2 separate regions of the Homo sapiens genome follow, and region 2 is linked to region 1. The links are chromatin loops, found by intact Hi-C in ENCODE. Cell type or tissue: PC-3. All regions are shown on one strand. Each heading gives the region's core, and the rest is flanking DNA. Links, peaks and the distances in the headings are about the cores only. Region 1 overlaps FBXW7 (F-box and WD repeat domain containing 7). Region 2 overlaps FBXW7 (F-box and WD repeat domain containing 7).

The links. Hi-C counts contacts between places; a loop is a spot of excess contacts. Peaks named below come from ENCODE experiments on the same cell type or tissue, not always from the same donor. Only the 100,000 strongest peaks of a DNase experiment are listed, where the experiment ranks them.
Region 2: a loop joins it to region 1, with 8 times the contacts of the local background. A loop is called at or near these places in 2 of 110 quality-filtered maps.

The regions. Positions count from the first base shown.
Region 1 is chr4:152,482,049-152,488,437 of GRCh38, reverse strand. All of the region lies in intron 2 of FBXW7 (F-box and WD repeat domain containing 7), which reads left to right. Among named protein-coding and RNA genes, the nearest start is that of MIR3140, 4.2 kb to the left of the region's middle. RefSeq lists an enhancer at 2,193-2,462. In PC-3, for the core only: no CTCF peak of the experiment used is centred there; a DNase peak (open chromatin) is centred at 2,517; H3K4me3 peaks cover 887 bases; H3K27ac peaks cover 1,482 bases.
Region 2 is chr4:152,405,669-152,412,057 of GRCh38, reverse strand. FBXW7 (F-box and WD repeat domain containing 7) reads left to right here. Exons shown (of 14, transcript NM_001349798.2): 4 at 186-755. The coding sequence starts at 255. Among named protein-coding and RNA genes, the nearest start is that of FBXW7-AS1, 71 kb to the right of the region's middle. In PC-3, for the core only: CTCF peaks have their summits at 3,120 and 3,319; no DNase peak of the experiment used is centred there.

The sequences.
Region 1 (6,389 bases), core at 1,146-3,645:
GTAGCATTGTCGTTCCAAAGAGCTGAGAGTTCTTATTTCAATTCATGATTATGTTAGACAAGTGAAGTGAAAGCCGTTGACCTTCTCTTAAGGAGAAAATAGAAAGTTTTTACAAATAGATTATAGATTAAAGCCTTTTAAGGAACATGATGAAGAACTAAATTACTGCTAAATCACTTGAAAAATTTATATTTTTTTATGCACCAGTCTTATAACAGTAGGTTTTTTATAGACCTATTAATTGATATTTAAAATAATAACTTTAATAGGATGATTTTGTAGAGTTAGTCAAAGTGATTGACAAAAGCAAATTATTAAAATAGTCAAACTTTCAATTCTCCAAAGAATGTTCAGTTTTAAAAGCAATATGAGATACAGGAAGTATTAAACTGGAGATGTAATGCCACTTGGATGGCATACTTTTAACATTATTTTTTATTTGTTTAAATGGAATGCATTTTGCTTATTAGAATCATTTTGGAAGTGCCAATTTGCTTCTGTTAATTTACATTAAAGATTAAAATAGGAACCACTGGTGACCTTCTAAATCAAAGTTCTTCAAAACGGTTGTTTTAAACAGCAAGAATTACAGAACTAAGTATTGTATAGCTATTAAAACTGAAAATTATGTAGCAGCAGTCCATTTTAAATTTAACAATTTTAAATGATACTTCAAAATATAAAAAATACAAGGAAGAATATAAGATGCTTATGTATCTGTACTGCCAAAATTTAACAAATGTTAACTTTTTGCTATCACTGTTTCAGAACTTTTTAAAATAAATTAAAAATATAATTGAAGATTACTAATCTCATTCTTTTGCCTCTCTTCTCAGAGGTAATTACTTTTCTAAAGGTATCCTGTAAGTTTTCAATACTTTTTACCACATATTTGTATAAAAAGATAAACAGTACTGATTTCCTTTTAAAATGTGAATAATAATATACTGTTGGCATAACTTTTTAACTTGCTTTTTTCACTCAGTGTTTATTTACATCAAGATTTATTCATGTTGATATTTGTATGTACTTAAAGTTTGTTTATTTTATCCTCTGAATTATTAGTTTGGTCCATTATTTATGATGTTTAGTTTGATTACTTGGTTAAGGTGGTGTGACCTGATTTCTCTATTGTAAAAGTATCCTTTTCCCCTTGATAATTAATCATTAATCTGTGGGGTAATGCCTTGAGACTGAGTAAACATTGTTTCTCAACAGCCTTTCACCCAGTGTTTTTAACATCCATTATTGATTTATGCCTGAATTATTGGTTACATTGATGCTTGCAAAATGATTTTCTACATCTATTATTCTTTCCACATTTATTAGCTGGCATTCTTCTTTCTGTAAAGGAGTTTCTGTCCTTTCACTAAGGGCTCATGGTTTCTTCATTAATTCGGTGAACTAAAATCCATTATTGTTATGTAGTCATGCACTGCATATACGACATTGATCCCATGAGATTATAATGGAGCTGAAAAATTTCTATCGCATAGTGACGTTGTAGCTGTTATAACATGTTAGGACTAACGTCACAACCAACATATTACATGTTTGTAGTGATGTTAGTGTAAGTCAAATCTACTGTGCTGCCAGTCTAAAAGTATAGCACATATAATTGTGTACAGTACATAATACTTGATAATAATAATAAACAGCTATGTTAACGGTTTATGTATTTACTATGCTATACTTTTTGTTGTTATTTTGAATGTACTTCTACTTATTAAAAAAAAAAGTTAACTGCAAAACAGCCTCAGGCAGTTCCTTCAGGACGTACTCCAGAGACATTGTTATTATAGGAGATGACAGCTCTGTGCATGTTATTGTCCCTGAAGACCTTCCAGTGAGACAGTATGTGGAGGTGGAAGACAGTGATACTGATGATCCTGACCCTGTGTAGGGCTAGTCTAATGTGTTTGTTTGTGTCTTAGGTTTTAGCAAAACAGTTTTAAAAGTAAAACAGGAATTTTTTAAAATAGAAAAGGCTTGTAAAATAAAGATAAAAGGAAAGAAAATATTTTTGTGCAGCTGTACAATATGTTAGTTTTACGCTAAATGTTATTACAAAAGTCAGAAAAGTTTAAAAACTAAAAAGTTTATATGAGCTAAGGTTTATTATTGAAGAAAGAAAATGTTTAAAAATAGATGTAGTGTGGTTTGAGTGTATATTTACAAAGCCTACAGCCGTGTGCAGTAACGACCTAGGCCTTCACATTCACTCTTCACTCAATCATTAACTCACCCAGAGCAGCTTCCAGTCCTGTAAGCTCCATTCATAGTAAGTGCCCTATATAGGCATATGATTTTAAAAAATCTTTTATACTGTATTTTTACTGTACCTTTTCTATGTCTAGATATTCTCAGACGCACCATGTTACAGTTACCAGGCAGTATTCAGTACAGTAATATGGTATACAGGTTTGTAGCCTAGGAGCAATGGGCTATACCGTGTAGGCTTGTGTAAATACACTCTGTGATGTTAGCACAGTGAGGGAATAGCCTAACAAACACATTTCTCAGAAGATATCCCTGTGGTTATGTGACGCATGACTGTGTATCCTTTGGTGACTCAAATTGTTAAAATTTAGCCAGCGAGAACTCAATCAGTCTGGTTTCTGTTTCTTTGACATGCCCCCTCATTTTTATAGCACCAGTTTGCTTTGTGGCACAACAAAACATTCTCTCCTTACCTTATGGTTTTCTTACCCCAGACCTGGACTTGGCTATTTTACCAAAAGTTCTTGTTTCTCTTAGTGGGGAATGGTATTTGGAAGCCAACATCATGGATGCATTACTGGGTGTCATTGCTTCTATTGGTTCTTTTCATTAGACAGAATAAGAAAATATACTTTTAAAAACTAGTGATATTTGAATTCCTAGTGACACCAAGGTTCTTTTCTTTCCTTGTTTCATATTCCTCTTCCATAATGAAGATCCAGTTTACCAATAACATCAATATATGTTTATTCATTTGCTCTGTCTTATACATGATATAACATTGGAATTACTATAGCAATACCACTACTAATAATAATCTCAATAAAGTTTAAGATTTCTATGCAGTTTTTTATTTATAGCGTATAGCCCAGTGAAGGTATATAGTCAGATCGCTATGCTTATAGTTATTTTAATTATATTTTTCACATAGGCAATTTGAAACTTTTTCTAATAGGAAGGTTAAGCCTATTTACTTATCTTGACATAACTAGTATGTTTAATCTAACTGATATGTTGTATTTACTGTTGTTTTATGTTATATATGTTTTTCTTTTACTCTTTTTTAAAAAGTTATTTTTACTAATACAAAAATCTTCCTTTCTCTAGATATTTAGAATGTTGGTCTTAGCTCTTATAGTTTCCCAGTCTTTTTGGTATTTTTGTTGTCATTACTATGTTTAATTTTGTTAACTAGAATTCATGTTTTCTTTTCTTCATCCATTTAATTGGGCTTTATACTTTTTTTTTTTTTTTTTGAGACAGAGTCTCGCTCTGTCACCCACACTAGAGTGCAGTGGCGCGATCTCAGCTCACTGCAGCTTCTGTCTCCCAGGTTCAAGTGATTCTCCTGCCTCAGCTTCCCAAGTAGCTGGGATTACAGGTGCTTGCCACCATGGCTGGTTAATTTTTGTATTTTTAGTAGAGACAGGGTTTCGCCATGTTGGCCAGGCTGGTCTCGAACTCCTGACCTCAGGTGATCCACCCACCTTGGCCTCCCAAAGTGCTGGGATTACAGGCATGAGCTACCGTACCCATTCTATATATTCCTTTGCATAAATGTTGTGTTCTGAGGAAAATTTGTGTCTGAGCATTTAATAATTTAAAAAATTACCATGTGAGTGGATTTATTTTATATGAATAATGTGCCACATGTAAGTTGTTCTGCAGTTGATTTTCCCTTTTTGTGGAGCTTTTACAATATTGTTAGTATGTTTACTTGTCCCTTTTTCCCCTTGTATGTGTAGCCAAGTAATTATAAAAAATGGTGCACTTTGCCATATCTGAGCTTCTCTTTTTCCCCTCAAGTAGATACTGTGCATTTGAACTGCAAAAAGGGTCATATTCTTGCTTTATCTATAATCTCTTTTAAAGGCAAAGGCTGATGGTTACTTTTTCTTTAATAAGAATCTTGATTTTTCATTTTGTATATTTGATATTTATCATTTTAAGAAAAAAAAATCCTCTATACATAGTTGTTAGAAATTTATGTAGAATGGATGTTGGAACCCAATCATAAGGCTGTAAAACCATAAAATAAGTAGTAATAAATTTTAAAAAATGAATAGGATTTGTATGAAGAAAATAACAACACTTCATTCTAGGATCAAACAAATGAAGAGAGAGCTATTTTTCAGAATGAAAAACCAAATAGTGTTGCATGTAGACTCTATTCAAAGTTCTAGTCTGTAAAATTAATAGCAATTCTAGTCAAAATAGCTGTTTTATCTTTTGAGAAGTTCGGGAAGTTTGACAATCTGATTGTCAAATATATGTTGTAGAGTATGTTAATGAAACTATCCAGTGTAAAATTTAAAAATAAAGACCAGTATTGTTATATTGTACTGTATTGCTTGCTATACTGTAGTGGTGTAGTAATTAAAACACCATTCTAGTGATACAGGAATAGGGTCCAAATAAATAAAAACTGAGAAGGAAATTGTATACACATGCAAGTGTGTGTGTGCACACACACACACAACACAGAAAGGGTTTTTTTTTGTTTTTTGTTTTTGTTTTTTGGAGACAGGGTCTCACTTTGTTGCCCAGGCTGGAGTGCAGTGGCATGATCATGGCTCATTGCAGCCTTGACCTCCCAGGCTCAAGCAATCTTCCCACCTTAGCCTTGTGAGTAGCTGGGACTATGTGTGCCACTGTTTCCAACTAATTTTTGTACTTTTTGTAGAGACTGGGTTTTTCATGTTCCCTAGGCTGGTCTTGGACTCCTGGGCTCAAGTGATCCTTCACCTCAGCCTCCCAAAGAGCTGGGATTACAGGTGTTAGCCACCACGCCCAGCCTCAAAAAGCTTTTTTTTTTTTTCCCTATAAAGAGCCATATATCTAAAAAGGGAAACAGATTTGACTCTATTACAATGGAATTCTGTGAGAGAAAACATTTTAACAAGATCAGACTATCTAGTAGAAAAATATTTGTAACATATAGCAAAGTTTTAACAAACATAATAAAGACCTTCTAAAAATTAATAAAATTGAAAAAATGGGTTATGAATAAGTACAAATAATTCAAAGAGTGTACACAAATTAGTTTTCATAGAAATATGCATAAAGATATATGTACAAGTATGTTAATTTTAGCATTATTTATAATACCAAATAATAATATTCCAACAAAATAGTTGGAATAATCTGAATGTTCACCAGTAGGGAAATGGTACATCTGTATTTTAGAATATTAGCAAGCTGATTAAAAAGAATAAGATCTTTGTGACCAGGTATGGCAAAATATCCCACATTATTCATGAAACTATAGAATGATCTGTGTAGTATGATCTCATTTACTTAGCTCAGTAGGTCTATTGTTTGTGGTAAACTTAAAATTATTTTATTTATCTTATAGGATAGGGACTTTTAAGTTAACCTATTAATATTATTAGGAACTAAAATATATCACTGTAAGAGAATAAAGACAAATATAGAATAAAAGGAACTAAGAAAAATATTTTACATCAGATTAATTGGAAATATTGGTATGAATCCATGAGTAAATAAAGAAATATCTCTCCCCCCACCCTGTTCTGTCTACCAGAAAATATAAGAAGCATGGACAATCTCAGTAGCAATGGTTACATGCATCTTGGTTGCTAAATATGGCTCCCCATTGAAAGAATTCAAGATGTCTTAGAAAAATAGATGATCCCAGTTCTTAGGAAAACACACAGCAAGCCAGAAAACAAGGAAGTGGTGAAAAACTGAGGAATTATGTAAAAAAGAACCAACTCAAAGGAGTTCTAGTGGCCACCTCCGAAATAATGATTGCAATCACAGGCATATCTTGGAGATGTTGTGGATTCGGTTCCAGACCATCACAATAAAACAAATATTACAATAAAGTGAGTCACACACATTTTTGTTTTCCTAGTGCATATAAGTTATGTTTATACAATATTGTAGTCTGTTAAGTGTGTAATAACATGTTTAAAAAATGTACATGCCTTAGTTTAGAAATACTTTATTGCTAAAAATTGCTAATAATGATCAACTGAGTTTTTAGTGAGTTGTTCTAATCTTTTTCCTGCTGGAGGGTCTTGACTCGATGTTGATGACTGCTCGCCAGTCAGGGTGATAGTTGCTGAAGGTTGGGGTGGCTGTGACAATTTTTAAAAATAAGACAGCAATGAAGTTTGTTACATCAATTATTCTTTGATGAAATA
Region 2 (6,389 bases), core at 1,955-4,454, 77 kb after region 1:
TAAAGTCTTATAACTTTTAAAATTGAAATGTTCTATATTGTTTACTAAAGAACATTTTAATGCCTTGGTGGCATCAATACTTTTTTGCAATCATTAATGATATTTAGAAAGTAGACATATAACATGAAAGTAGAACATAATATAGATTGTACAAATCTTGTTTTTTACCCTATTTTCCCCTGCAGAATGTGAAAACCTTTGCATCTTCTGATAGTCTAGCCAAGGTCCAAGAAGTAGCAAGCTGGCTTTTGGAAATGAATCAGGAACTGCTCTCTGTGGGCAGCAAAAGACGACGAACTGGAGGCTCTCTGAGAGGTAACCCTTCCTCAAGCCAGGTAGATGAAGAACAGATGAATCGTGTGGTAGAGGAGGAACAGCAACAGCAACTCAGACAACAAGAGGAGGAGCACACTGCAAGGAATGGTGAAGTTGTTGGAGTAGAACCTAGACCTGGAGGCCAAAATGATTCCCAGCAAGGACAGTTGGAAGAAAACAATAATAGATTTATTTCGGTAGATGAGGACTCCTCAGGAAACCAAGAAGAACAAGAGGAAGATGAAGAACATGCTGGTGAACAAGATGAGGAGGATGAGGAGGAGGAGGAGATGGACCAGGAGAGTGACGATTTTGATCAGTCTGATGATAGTAGCAGAGAAGATGAACATACACATACTAACAGTGTCACGAACTCCAGTAGTATTGTGGACCTGCCCGTTCACCAACTCTCCTCCCCATTCTATACAAAAACAACAAAAGTGAGTATATTCAATATATTGTTAACCTGAGAAACTTTACATATCTATTTTAATTGTAATGAAACTTTCCTCACAGTCTTTGTATTACTAAAAATTAATCTTAAGATGTGTAATAATAAAATGAACTAGTTTTTTGTCTTACAGAAGGTAATGGAAAGTATTACAAGTAGAAATACTGATAATGGGACAATCTGAGTACAAATGGAGGGAAAGTAATTGAGCCTATTACTATGAAAAATTATTAACATCAAATTTTCGTCTAAACCTTGCGTCCCGGGCAGGGATTAGTAGCTTGTGTGGGGTGTAGAGGTTTCGGGTGAAACATGATTTGTGTAAATCAAGTAATGAAGAAACTTTTTATTTACAAAATGCAGCTGCTAGAGTGGGCTATTCACAAGTGTCACTCTAAGGCATAAATTACTCAGAAGTTGCCTCAAATTAGTTCTAGTTATTTATCATTTGAGAATTAGAAATAATGAATATTCATGTAGAGTAGACTTACAAGTTAAACTATGTTTTGGAAAGGAACATTTTAACTTGAATATACTTGTTTTATAGACATTAACATAATGTCTGTGGTAGTTCATCCTCTTACTCCTACTTGCTTATTTCTTACATTTTACAGTGATTTTAGGCCATAAACAATATACAAACTGATTTAACATCGTATCGTTTAACCTAACTTGACTTGGAATGAAGTATCTTACACACTTGGATTAATAATAATTGAAATGCTAAATCATGTTTTACATCTGCTTGTAAAACCTTACTTTCTAAAATGTGTTTGGCCCTAATTTACCTAGCCTATCTGCAAGTCAGATTTTATTTAGCTGGCATGATCTAAGAAGGACGTGACATCAAGTAGTGATTTTTCATCCATTGTACCATCCCTGTCTCAAGATGTTGAAGCAGTAGCTTTGGATCTCAGCCAGATGGCTCTACCACTAACAACTATAGCACCACTTTGTTAAGGCTCAGACCTTTTATAGTGTCATTCCTCCCTTTTGCCCCCCTAGTCTTGATCATCTTCTTCAAGGTTGCTATATCAAAAGGGAGTTTTAACATCTCTTTTTTTCCTGAGGGTTCAGTTAGAGGAATAGGGGTTTAATACTTAAGGTCCAATTGCACTAACTTATTTCAGAAAGAGGTTCAATCAAAACTAAGCCTTGCGGAACAATGCAGAGTTATTGCTGATTTCTGCTACACTTTAAATTAAAAGCAAAAAAAGCTAGTTAGACAAAACATTATCTTTTTCCAAAAGGAAAAGTCATCCTTATATTCTGTAGGAAACCTTCCAGTTCACAAGTTTGACAGGTGCTTTATCTTTTCTTTACCTTCAAGATGTAAAATTTTGTGTATGATGATTACCTTTTTAAAAACGAAGTATACTGAATTTGTTAGTTTTTTTCTAGTGATTCTGAATCATGAATAACAATTATTGTCCTGTACATATAACAAGAATGGACTGGGCTCTAACCATAGAAGGAATACATGTGTGTATGCATTTATGTATATACACATGTACAGTATAGATGTGTGTATGCATTTATGTATATACACATGTACAGTATAGATGTGTGTATGCATTTATTATATAAGTGTGTATGTATAGTTTTTGATATATTGTTGATCATGAGATGATCTGCCTTCGTAAGTATGGCATGAAGAATACAAAGCTATTTGATTGCCAGGACAGTGATACCCTTCTACAAGTAAGATTTCAGTCTGAAATTTTTCTAAATGTTTTCCTTTTTGTCCATTCCTGAAACCCTTCTGCCAGAGTATTCCCAGAGCACTTTCAACAGCATTAAAAAAAGTCACTGAGTACTGCTTCACCTAAAAAGAAAATGTCAGTATTCTCCGTGTATACATGTTTTAATACAATAAATAGAAGCTCTCACTAGTTGAAGTACTTTATTTTGGAAGAGCTTTAAATTCTTGATCATTATAAAGTTAAGACACTTCTACAGATGTTACCCTAGACCATAGTTTCATTCAAGTCTTCTTTGACTTTTGAGAGTAGAGGCATAAGAAATGAAATCCCATTTTAAATGTTAACATAGGATTAGCTTTCTACAAATTTTACTCAGGATACCTTTCAAGTTTTATTTTTTGGCATTCTCATAAACAAACCCTGTGGACAGCTAGACTGAATTTTACCCATCATCCCTAAATATGCTGCATAAGCAAATATATTAATGAGAAAAAAAGATTTTTAATTCTTCCTTGCATTGCTTTATTCTTTGAAAGCATTCTGAAAACTGTCAACACTCTGAGGACAGTTTTTCCCCCCTTGTCACTAAAGGTTTGTTCTTTTGGGAGCCTTATGGCAAGCAATATATGTTAAAAATTCCATGTTGTCTTAATGTTAAAAGTCAAGGGAAGTGGTAGTCAAGAATTGCTATTTATTAAGCTCACACTGTTTGAAAGATCCTACTACAGATACATAAACAAAAGTTACAGAGAGGCCGAATGATCCACCCCAGATTACACTACGTGATGAGAGATTTTAATCCTGATTTGCCTAATAGCAAAAAACCCCTTTCTCTTTCCACATGCTATGCTGCCCCCTATGGTTGAATTTGACAAACATCACTGAACAAGATTTCCAACATAGTCAGAGACTCTGCCATGTGATGATTTTCTGATACTATGTCCCATTTGAAGTGATAAGAGCTACCCTATAGAAAGGACAGAGGGCTCAGTTAACTACTTTTCTTTGTGGCACTTAACAAAACATTATTGAAGATTTTACAGCTCAAGGCTAAAGTAATCAGGAACAAATGACGCTGTTAAAAAATTTTATAGAGGTCATACTCTCTTGAATCCATAAAACATGCTTTTAAAGCAGAGGTTGTGTGCTGGCTATTCCTCTAAATCTTGCTTCTCCAGATACAAATGTCTGTCTCTTCAGTTTTAACTCTCATTCTCAACATCCTTATCATATTTTTTTAAAAAAAGTTGTTTTCTGAAGATATGCCCAGCTCATATTGAAGAATCTTTGACATATTTTATGCAGAATATCAACTAATTTTCTACTAACATGAAAAACAAATGAGATGATTATTAGGCCAGATCTGGTATCCTGATCTTTTGATGAAGAGAAGTGTGTTTGAGCATTAATTTCTGATGCTTCCATATCTATCTTAGTGGCTTCCACCTGTTCTCTTCTCACATAACTTCCTTACCTCAAATTAGTCTATTTTTTTCCCATCTTGATTGTTAGATTCTTCCTAGTAATTAAATCGTTTTTATCCATTTGCCTCAAATAAGAAATAAATGTTTATCAAAAAATAAATATATATAAAAGATAGCCAGGTGTGGTGGCTCACACCTGTGATCCCAGCACTTTGAGAGGCTGAGGTGGGCAGATTGCTTGAGACCAGCCTGGGCAACATGGCAAAACCCTGTCTCTACAAAAAATACAAAAATTAGCTGAGTGTGATGGCATGCGCCTGTGGTTCCAGCTACTTTGGGGGCTGAGGTTGGAGGATCATTTGGGCCCAGGAGGTTGAGGCTGCAGTGATCTGGGCCACAGAGCAAGACCCTGTTTCAGAATAAATAAATAGAGGGTGGGGGGAGGTGTGGAGAAGCATCTAGTGTATTGGAGTTTAGAGGCGTAAGACCCTTTCTTGTCTATAAATTCTGAACAATAGAGGAATCAGGTAATAGGATCATTAACCAATCAGGGTATCTGGTCCGCCATTCTCCAACCACCTCCTAGGACCAGAGCTGCTGAGCAGCTTTGTAGGATAATGTGGCTAACATTGGAAATATAACAGGGCTCTAAGTTACACTCTGTTGTAGAGTTCTAGAGAATGATAGCTTCTTCAGAAAGTCCCTGGCCTAGTCTACCTGCAAGACAAGCAACTTAAGTTCAAAGTCTGTTTGGTATATACATGTCCAGAGAGCAAAAAATGCTATTTAAGGCAGTCATCTTGAATAACATCCACTAGTAAACATGGCCCAATGAATAGCCATGTCCCCTACCTTTGTGAAGGAGGAAAAATGAAACATTGACTCAGCCTAATTTAGCCCAATTTTAAACATGTGGGGAGGATAATGGAAATGGGAGAAATGGGGACAATGGGTGAGATGGGTTTTCCCCTAACATATTAGAGTGATAAGAACTTTTCACATCTGAGTTTGAATTCTGATTATACCACTTACTGTATAACCATGAGTATATAATCTCAGTGAACCTATTACTTTATCTGTAAAATAAAGACTCATGCCTACCTCTCAAGGTTTTTGTAAGGATTAAGTGAAATAATTTATGTAAAACAAGTAGCATAGTGCCTGGGACACTCAGATATTTTGCAGATATCGGCCTTGTGACCTCATTTTTTCCGTCTCCTGTGCCTTACCCCAAATCCCACAAAATAAACTTCATTCCCCGCAGCGGTTGTCAATCTCTATATATATGTTTTACAACCTTCAGCATTCAGTCATCATATCACCCTCTAGTGTAAAAAGTAGAGAAATAAATTCTTTTAAAAAGGTACATAGGAGGATTAGAAGAGTACTGTAATAAGCTAGGCCCATCTTCAATAAAAATAGACATAAATTTTGAAGTCGATGCTACCCACAGATCTCCCTAGTTGATAAAATATGTACCCTTTCCTTTCATTAGAATTTAAGTCAATTTCTCTAGACTTTCTTCTAATCTTTAACTAAAGCTTCTGTATATTTAAATGCTTTAATGAATCTTCCATATGGATGCCAAAATGAATTTTAGCTCATGGTTAATTTCTAATTAATGCCTGTTAATATAGTTTTAAATGTATTTGTTAATATTATTTTAAACAATAATAGCTCTAAATGTTGGTGATAAACTGTATCTCATTCACTGCAGGTAATGACAGTTACTATTATTAATTATTTAAGAGACGGGGCCTTGCTGTGTTTCCCAGGCTGTCCTTGAACCCCTGGGCATAAGAGATCCTCCTGTGTAGCTGGGACTACAGGCGTGGACCACCGTGCCCAGCTCAAAAAGTATTTTAATTATGAGGTTTCATTGTAGACTAAAGAATAATCTTCACACCAAATGGACCATTTTAAAATTGTTTTATAGCATTCCATTGATTAGTTCTTTATACAGATGATAAACTTCACTGAAGTATACACAAATATCACAAATAGTTATCTTCAAAATGCTTCCAAAGAAAATTGTTTCATATGTGTATTATAATGATCTGATCCATTTTTAATGTTGTTTTTGTTGGTGGTAGGGAAGACAGTATGAAGAAAAAGGACATAGGAATAGATCATGATGAATATTGTTTTCACTTTGGTAGTTAACTCCAAAATTATTTCTCAAGCTCCGATCATTCACCTTAGCCATAGTTTTGCATTTCTAGCTGTCTGTTGGGCATCATCATCTGAGTGGTCCACTGAAAACTAAAAGTACTGTTTCTTTCTCCAAACCAAGTTTTTATTTGCCTCCCCAGGTTATCTTTTCCCTCTCAATAGGTCCCATCTTCTGGTCAGTGGATAGAAAAGTGGCTTGACTTTTTCTTATCATCTGAGTCTGGGCCTGCTGAATAATTTAACAGACTTGATCACTTAGTCTCTCTTTTTCTTACCCGCCAGGCAATTGTAAGATAAAAATTGGAGGGTCAGTGTTTAAAAACG